Regions from separate parts of the Homo sapiens genome. Here region 1 is linked to region 2. Evidence: chromatin loops called from intact Hi-C (ENCODE). Cell type or tissue: ascending aorta. All regions are shown on one strand. Links, peaks and the distances in the headings refer to the core of each region. The heading gives the core; the rest is flanking DNA. Region 1 overlaps LOC105375977 (a long non-coding RNA gene). Region 2 has its middle 140 kb from the start of LINC01235.

The links. Hi-C counts contacts between places; a loop is a spot of excess contacts. Peaks named below come from ENCODE experiments on the same cell type or tissue, not always from the same donor. Only the 100,000 strongest peaks of a DNase experiment are listed, where the experiment ranks them.
Region 1: a loop joins it to region 2, with 4 times the contacts of the local background. A loop is called at or near these places in 3 of 110 quality-filtered maps.

The regions. Positions count from the first base shown.
Region 1 is chr9:13,483,127-13,487,526 of GRCh38, reverse strand. LOC105375977 (a long non-coding RNA gene) reads right to left here. Exons shown (of 4, transcript XR_929484.3): 4 at 20-424. Among named protein-coding and RNA genes, the nearest start is that of LINC01235, 54 kb to the right of the region's middle. In ascending aorta, for the core only: CTCF peaks have their summits at 2,129 and 2,358; DNase peaks (open chromatin) are centred at 2,326 and 3,150; H3K4me3 peaks cover 538 bases; H3K27ac peaks cover 2,214 bases.
Region 2 is chr9:13,568,808-13,573,207 of GRCh38, reverse strand. No RefSeq gene overlaps it. Among named protein-coding and RNA genes, the nearest start is that of LINC01235, 140 kb to the right of the region's middle. In ascending aorta, for the core only: no CTCF peak of the experiment used is centred there; a DNase peak (open chromatin) is centred at 2,431; H3K4me3 peaks cover 868 bases; H3K27ac peaks cover 2,689 bases.

The DNA of each region.
Region 1 (4,400 bases), core at 114-4,113, 85 kb after region 2:
AAAAATTCTAGAAGAAAAGTTTTGGTATTTTAATTTATTTATGATGCATGTGGTTTGTGGGTTGGAGACAGAGATTGAAAATGATAAGCTAAAAAAAACAGAGATTGAGTATTTGACTATGTACTAGTTTTCAATTGTTGATACATATTTCACAAACTGGGTGGCTTACAACACAAATGTATCATTTTCTCATTCTGAAGGTCAGACGTCCTCAAATCAAGGTGTTGGCGGGGTTGCGTTTCTTCTAGAGACTCGAGTGAATCCACATCCTTGCCTTTCCCAGCTTCTACAGGCTGTCTGCATTCCTTGATTTATGGTCCCTTCCTCCATCTTCAAAGCACATTACTCCAGCTTCTGGTGCACATCTCTCTTCTCTCTGATTTTCACATTCCTGCCTGCCTGTTATCTGTACGCTTGTGATTACCTGGATAATCCAAAAATAATATTTCCATCAGAAGATCCTTAATCACACCAGCAAAATCTCCCCTTCCTCCTTTTACTTATTTTTTTCTTGTGAGATAACATATTGACATGTTCTGGGCCTCAGAATATAAACATCTTTGGAGACCATAATTCAGGCCACAGGATGTTTAAAACTAACCTCTTTAATTGAATTGCTGACTCCTTGATGTGTAATATACATGGTTTTTCAACAAAGGATGGGGATTGTGCCGTCTCTTTACCACTGTGAGAATTATTTTCTAAAATTTGAGACGAGAGTGGCTTTACTTCTCGTTTAAAAAATGTCAAGAGCTTCCCCTGATGTCAAATAACACACAAATGCATGCTCAGGTAACTATCCATACGAAGTATATCCCATATGGATTCAAGTAACTTTACAGTATTTTTCCATTTAAATCATTCACTCATCCGATGGTACATTTTCTTACCCAAGATCTTTTACTTAAACTGCTCCTTCAGCTGATTCTTCTAATATGTGGTCAACACCCAACCCATTTTATAAAATTTATTTATTTCATATTCCACCACCTTCTTAAAGCATTCCCAGATACTTTTTTTTTTTTTTTTTTTTTTTTTTGAGACAGATTCTCACTCTGTTGCCCAGGCACGATCTCAGCTCACTGAAACCTCTGCCTCCCGGGTTCAAGAGATTCTCGTGCCTCAGCCTCCTGAGTAGCTGGGATTACAGGCATGGGCCACTACCAAGCTAATTTTTGTATTTTTAATAGAGTTTGGGTTTCACTATGTTGGCCAGGCTGGTTTTGAACTCCTAACCTCAGATGATCCGCCCACCTTGGCTTCCCAAAGTGCTGGGATTACAGGTGTGAGCCACCGCACCTAGCCATCCAGATACTTAAATTTGGAGTTCTCATTATTAAAATAACTAACAAAATACAAATAATGTTATAGTTACAAAAGAGAATTATGCTTTTCAATCTCTGTAAAGTGGGAATCTAAGTTCTTTCATTTCCAGATGAAGAAACTTAGTCTCAAAGAAGTTAGGTTACTCGGTGAAACCCATGACCGCTGAGTCCAGATCCATGCTTATTTTCAGTTTGCTATCTAAAACATATCTAGTACTGACTCTAGACCACTCTGTAGACATCTCTCTCTCCCCTTGTTCTTTCTCTCCAAACTTTGTTTTTGTTTTATGATACTTGTCACAGGCTGTTTGGTATCATAGCTATGTTTGTGCTCATCTGCTATTCTGTAGGCTTTGAGAACAGAAACTGTGTCTTTCATTTCAGTATTCCATTTAGGACCCAGGAAAAAGAATTCACATGTATTGACTGCTTATTGTATACTGAGCACTTTTCTCATTTATATTATTTGTAACTCACAATTACTTCGTGAAGGTGGCATTGTTCATTTCATTTAATAGATGAGGCCATTGGAATTTAGGAAAATTTCATAAATGTCTTTGGATACACAGCAAGTATGTACGATAGTCAAGCCCATATTCTTCCTATATGCCTTGCTGCATACACACTCAATAAATTTTTGTTGATGTGAAACAAATATTACCTTAGTGTAACTATTGTGAAATATGTTTCCCTTGGGAGATGGTAAGACAACTGTGGAATTTGCCTTTAGGTAGAGCTCCAGGAATACATTCTGAATGCCAAAAACCATGGGAAGAGGAAGAAGGAAGAGTTTTGTGAGTTCACCTTACATTCTGAGGCCATAAAAATACCCTCCCCTGTCAGAAAACTGATACTTAAAGCCAAAGTTTGCTTAAAAGGCATGATTTTAGCCTTTGGTAAATAGAAAGTACCTTACACTCAGCCAGCCAGGAGAGATGATTTAAGTTTTATTTCTGGACAATACTTGAGTAACACTTTGGAATGTGATTCCCCGCCAAGTGGACGCTGTTGGTTTCACACAGCTGTAGTTAGAGATGGCAAGCGCTATTTACTGGGAAAATGATAATGCAATTGGATGTTGTACTGAACCCAAGGGTGAGATAATTTCTGTTGTGCTGTATCACAGGCCTGCAGTTAAGTCTGTTTGGTCAGCGTGTTGGTAGAGCCTATGTGGTTGATGCTATTTCACAGGACTTAGTTATAGAAGAGGAAGGTTTACCTTCATTTTAAATTAATGCAAATGGTGCAGATTCAGCCCCAGTCAACTGGTATTTTCCAGATTCATAGTTTACTTTTCAAGTGTATAGAATGTGTTCTTCCCCTTGGATTTCTTTAACTGAAATGTTTACACTTGACTCAGTAATCCCACTCTTGGGAATGCACACTAGGGAAATGATTTAAAATAAGAAAAGAAGCGATGGGCATATCTTTGCAACATTATTTATAATCATGAAACATTGGAAAAAACCAAAATATCCAGCAATCAATGAATGCCTAACAAATTATTGCACACCCTCTTAAGGGAATCATTATGCTGCAATCAAATTATAATTATAAAGATCATTCAATAAACAAATACAGAAAACCAAGTAGCAATATGGGAAATGTCCATAATGCATGAGGAAGTGAAGAAGTAGAAGGCAAGCCTAGCTAAGGTTCGCCATTTTATGGTTTAGGATGCAACTTACGTACCCTTGTCAGGTCCCTGTAGCCAGGTATGTCATAAAGTTTAGGCTAATCCACCAAGTCCTCAACTGCCTCCCAAATATTGCCAGAGATTTGGCAATATGCTCTCTGGGGGCTAAGAGATGGGAGGAATCTAGTCTACTTGAGTCATTTCTCCATGTGCTGCCTGTTGCTGGAAGTTGCTAGCTGCAGAATATAATATGGTCTTTTCCGGCTATGCCCAAAGAAAAGTGGCTGAGGGAAAGTCAGCTCCAGTAACTTGTAAAGGGACCAAAGTGATGTTTGCTCACCAGTGACACCTGGCAATGGGAACTGTCTAGCAAAACAGAGAGAGCCCTTGGTTTCCAAATTCTTTTCATTACCTTACCAGCTATCCCACAGCATATGAAGATGCTCCAGAGTAGTGGAACAGTGAACATTTCCAGTTTTGGTTGCTTTATGAGTCAACATTGGTGGAGAAAGGGGCCAAAGTGGAATTGTGGCTCTCTTGGGGGAAAGCTCATTGGAAATCATGTAGCCAAATTTTCTCCAGGAGAAAAAGGAGGCTGTGGGAACTAGTGCTGCTTCTGGAGCAGAGCTGATTGGAAATTGCCAAACACCGAAGGGACTCTGATGGGATATCTTGGTGGCAGGAAGGTAAATATTGTTCTCAGAATATAGCTATACTCCCCCTGTTCTGGTCTTTACCATGAAGGCCAGATTGGAGCCCTTTTTGTAGTAGCAAGTTCTTCACTCGAAGACTATTCCCTGATGTCATGCTCACTTCAGAGAACCCATTCATTAGTAGCCTGAGACCCCAAATATACTAGTTCCTTGTACATCTAACTCTTTGTTTAACCATATTCACAATCCCATTGTAGGCCACAAGACAAGATCAGGACTAGTTCTTTCCTGATATATAACCACCGTTCCCCCTTTTCTCCTCACCTTTACTCAGGCCAGGCATAGTCATTTGGTTTCTACTCTGTTATACTTCTTTCTGTCCTTACCCATGTAGAAATAAGATTGTAGGCATTTACACTCATTAGGCCTTGGTTGTAGCTAACCTAACCCACAACCTCCATTCAAATCTCAGAAAAAAGGAGTTAGTTTATCTGTTTCTCCTGTCTCCTCAAATCTCTGAATATCACATGCAGGTTTGTCCAACCATTCCCCAGAATCGTCATCCAAGAGAAAGGGCTTGTTTTGATTAAACAAAAAGATCCTCTTACTCCTTTTGTTCAATGAAAAGAGGAACCTGGAAGGTTTGCTACAAGATATCCCTGAGGAGGAGGAGGAAAAGTACATGGAAAAGAGGAGGAGGAAGGAAAGGGAAAAGATGGCAAAGGGAGTAGGGGGAGTAAAAGGAGAAAAGGGAGAAAGAAAAGGAGGATAAAGAGAAAAAGAAGA
Region 2 (4,400 bases), core at 329-4,328:
AAAATTATATATATACACACACACACATACACACACACACAATGGAATACTACTCAGACATAAAAAGGAACTAAATAATGGCATTTATAGCGACCTGGGTTGAATTGGAGACTATTATTCTAAATGAAGTAACACGAATGGAAAACCAAACATTGTATGTTCTCACTCATAAGTGGGAGCTAAGCTATGAGGACACAAAGGCATAAGAATGATATAATGGACTTTGGGGACTCGGTGGAAAGCATGGGGGGGTGGTGAGGGATAAAAGATTACACATTGGGTATAGTGTACACTGCATGGGTGATGGGTGCATCAAAATCTCAGAAATCACCACTAAAGAAATTAGTCAAACACCACCTGTTACCCCAAAACCTATTGAAATAAAAAATAAATTTTAAAAAAAGGACTCAATGTTAGGACTTTGTATTAATCTTATTCCTGATTCTGTTTCAGGTACCTACCATTAGTTTATCTTTGTATTTCCCAGCTACCTCTTTCATATGCTAATTTGTTGTATTTATGTGTCATATAACCTTCCTTAAATCCTTCTTTTGAATTAAAGTGGGATACGAATACCTATAAAATATTTATAAATGTATTCAATTATTCAATGTTGAGCTAGGAACCACTACACATCAGATCTGAATACAATGTGTTGCCCTAAATTCCTTCAGCTTGAAGAAGTTCAAAATCAATAGAAGTTAAGATAGATAAAATATGAGAAATGAGGGAGAGGGTGGTGTCAAAGCTCATTCAACTGTTTGGATGGAGCCACTCTGAATTAGGGAAAAGAGGAAGAAGGCCAGATTTGGTAAGGCATTGCCAACACAATTCTAATGTAAATAATAATTATTATAACTGGCAATCATATAGCCTTGTGTGGTTTACAAAGCAGTAACACAAATAATAGTTATAATAATGAACATTTGTATAGTGATCTAAAGTTAATAAAGATTAATTTGTTCCTTACAACAAGCCTGTGAATTGGCAAGAGTCAATATAATTTCATTCCCATTTTGCAGATGAGAAACCCAAGTTTCAGAGAGGCTAAAGGACTTTGAAAAATCATTTGAAGGACATTTTAGGTGTGGAAGTTCTGATATGCTATGCTATGGCCCATCGCCTATTATACTCCTTCTTCTAGTATTGGAAACACATCAGAGCTACAGTGAGGAATACAGGGTAATATAGCTCTTTGGCTTTGTGAAATAAGCAAACAACTGTGAAAGTCAGCAGTATTACCAAAAGTCTTCCACATTACTTGGAAGACTTCGCATTACTTGTGAAATGCTTGTAACAGTTACCCCCAGCTCTAGCTCCAGCTCTAGCTTCCTGGGTTTCTTCAATGTAACATGGCTCCATCCAGCAGAAGGGGGAAACCCCTGAATGTTTAGCTGGATCCTTAATTTCAAAAGCATCTTAGACATTAAGTTGTTTTTGTTTTGTTTTGTTTTTTTCTTGAGACAGGGTCTCTCTGTCACCCAGGCTGGAGTGCAGTGGCACGATCTTGGCTCACTACAGCCTTGACCTCCCAGGCTCAAGTCATTCTCCTGCCTCAGCCCCCCAAGTAGCTGGGACTACAGGTGCATGCCACCATAACTAGCTAAGTTTTTTGCATTTTTGGTAGAGACAAGGTCTTGCCATGCTGCCCAGTCTGGTCTCAAACTCCTGAGCTCTAGCAATCCACCCGCCTTGGCCTCCCAAAGTACTGGGATTACAGACGTGACCCACCGCGCCCAGCCAGATGAAGTATTAAAATGACATTTCTGACACAATTTACCTATGTTTGAAAAACATATAAGCAGCATGTGATAGCTATTAATTAAATATTGATTTATTAACACACAGGTCTCATAGAGAATAGCAATTCATGGATGAACAAGCCTTGGAAATAGTGTCAGACTTCTAGTTAGGTACCATGAGCAACTTATAACTTGCATCATGCTTGTGTTCAAATAGAAAGGAGTAACTTTCAGTTCAGTCTTGTGTACCTTACAGTGGATAACTAGAAAAGAGGAGAATGAACTCAGAGAAAAGACAGGGTTGGGTTGGGCACAGTGGCTCACGACCTAGCACTTTGGGAGGTCGAGGCTGAGATCAGGAGTTCAAGACCAGCCTGGCCAACATGGTGAAACCCTGTCTCTAGTAAAAACAAACAAACACACAAAAAGACAAAATCAAAATTAGCCAGGTGTGGTGGCTCGTGCCTGTAATCCCAGCTACTTGGGAGGCTGAGGCAAGAAAACCACTTGAACTCAGAGGTGGAGGTTGCAGTGAGCTGAGATCTTGCCACTGCACTCCAGCCTGCGTGACAGAGTAAGACTGTGTCTCAAAAAAATAAAAATAAAAGACAGGGTTGAGTCTAAAAACATGACATAATAACACTGGCAGTGTACAGTCTGTTTCTGGGAATGAATTTCCTGATTTTTCTATCTCATTCACATGGCTGGCCCAAATGCTGACTGTGAACCCTGAGAAGCCTAACTGGACATTTGTCATAAACTCCAAGTACACAGACATTCTTGTATAAGATCATGGTTATTGCAAGACGACTGGTACAATTAAAGCACTTCTGTAATTCTACGTGGGAACCTGCTGTGTCTAGTATTATAAGACAGGTTTTGGACTCCAGATTTGAGAAGTAGATGACTAAGAAATACTGGCAAGTGCTAATTCCTGTCCCTGGATAAAAAAAGACCATAAAGGCCCCAGATAAAATATGATGCTGGCTTATTTTTCAGACACATTTTCTGGAAATTTGTGATCTCCACCAATCTTAAAAAAAAAAAGAAGAAGAAAAAGTAATGTCCATTTCTGGATCCTTGGGCCAGGCTCCCTTAGTCAGTTCTCTATTTTTCTTACCACCCAGATACTAAAACATTTGGCATACGTGGGATCATAGTGTTTCAGAGCTGGAAGGGAAGCTCTCCCACCCTGGTTTTATCTGTAGGCTGGATAAAGGTTTGGGATTTAGCAATAGGCTTTGCTAACTCAGCTTGTAAAAATCACATCCTTTATCAACTCCCCAGATGGTTTAGATCATTAAAAACACAACAAAACAAAACAAAAGCCCTTCAGAGTGTACACTGTGAAGATATTCTCTAATTTCCAAGAAAAATAAATATATGTCGAATTTCTCACAGATTTCTCACACTCTCTCAGTATACAGCCAGAATTGTTGTGGTGAATGGAGAACTTAAAAGCATCGTTTTTGAAACTGCAAAGCCTTGTGCTGAATACTTAACTTCCAACAGCCCCTTTGCCTTTCCAGCTTGTCCATCAGTCCCCAATTCCAAGTCAGTATTTATCTATTGGAGCTTAGCTTAAACTGAAAAGTGGATGTCTTTATTCAATAAATTTGGGGCAACTGGCTCTCAATAAGCAACAAAAACAAAAAGGCTATTTCAAGTCAAAGAGACCTCAAGAAACTATCCCACCATCTGCTGGGGAGAGAGAAATGAGCCTGTGGGCCAATAGCTCTTTATTGAACAGAAGAAATAGTATTGTCATCTAAATTTTCTGCAACACTCTTTGGATCAAAATATTATAATCACAGCAAATAGATGCAGCAAATAGATGTGGCCACACTTAATGGATACTCAAAGGGCCAAACCACTGCTCACTTTGGATCATTTACTGTCATTTGGAAGTAAAACTGGGGGGCCGAGGGGGCTGGGGCTGGAGGGAGAAAGGGAGACCTTACGTTAAGCTGGCATGCACCAGTGGATAAATGGCTGGCATTTGCAGAGCTGCATTGCAGGGGAGCTTTTAGCGGTTTGCCACTGCCAGCTGATGTCTCTGTGAACATCAGTGCCAAGAAGCCAAAAATGAAAGCAGGTGCAGGGGCAGAGGAACTGAATGTTGAGGGCGAAGGGGAGGGGGATTCAGCAACAGAACTTCTGTTGTTAAAAATTGGTTGCCTTCATTAAAACCTAAACAATGCCTCACTTTAAACTCTGCATAACATTTTTAGCCCTGCTAGAGTCCTGCACACACACTTAAGACAAGCCTCTTACATTTATGCACTAGACTAAGAGACTCTTTTTTGTTTGTCTCTCTCCAAAGCTGTGGATTGTCTGCTAGACGGCTGAACTCCGATTAGAGCAGCTTTCCTTCCGAAGCCAGGAGCATCTGCTTCTGAAAGTGCCCCTTTGCTCCCGTCTCTCCCAGAGTGCCCCCTCTTCAGAAAGTCCCACTTCGACACAACCAGGGCCTGGGAACAGGGAATATTCCTGAACTCGGCGTGTCTTCGCCAAGCAGTGTCGCCAGTTCAGCTCTCTGAAATGCTGCTTTCCGATGAGAAAACAGACGGGACTCAGTGTCGCCGGCGATTTACATTTCCCTCAAAAGCTCTATGTTCCTGCAACATTGTTCCCCGAGCCCACCGTAAGTGACAGCAG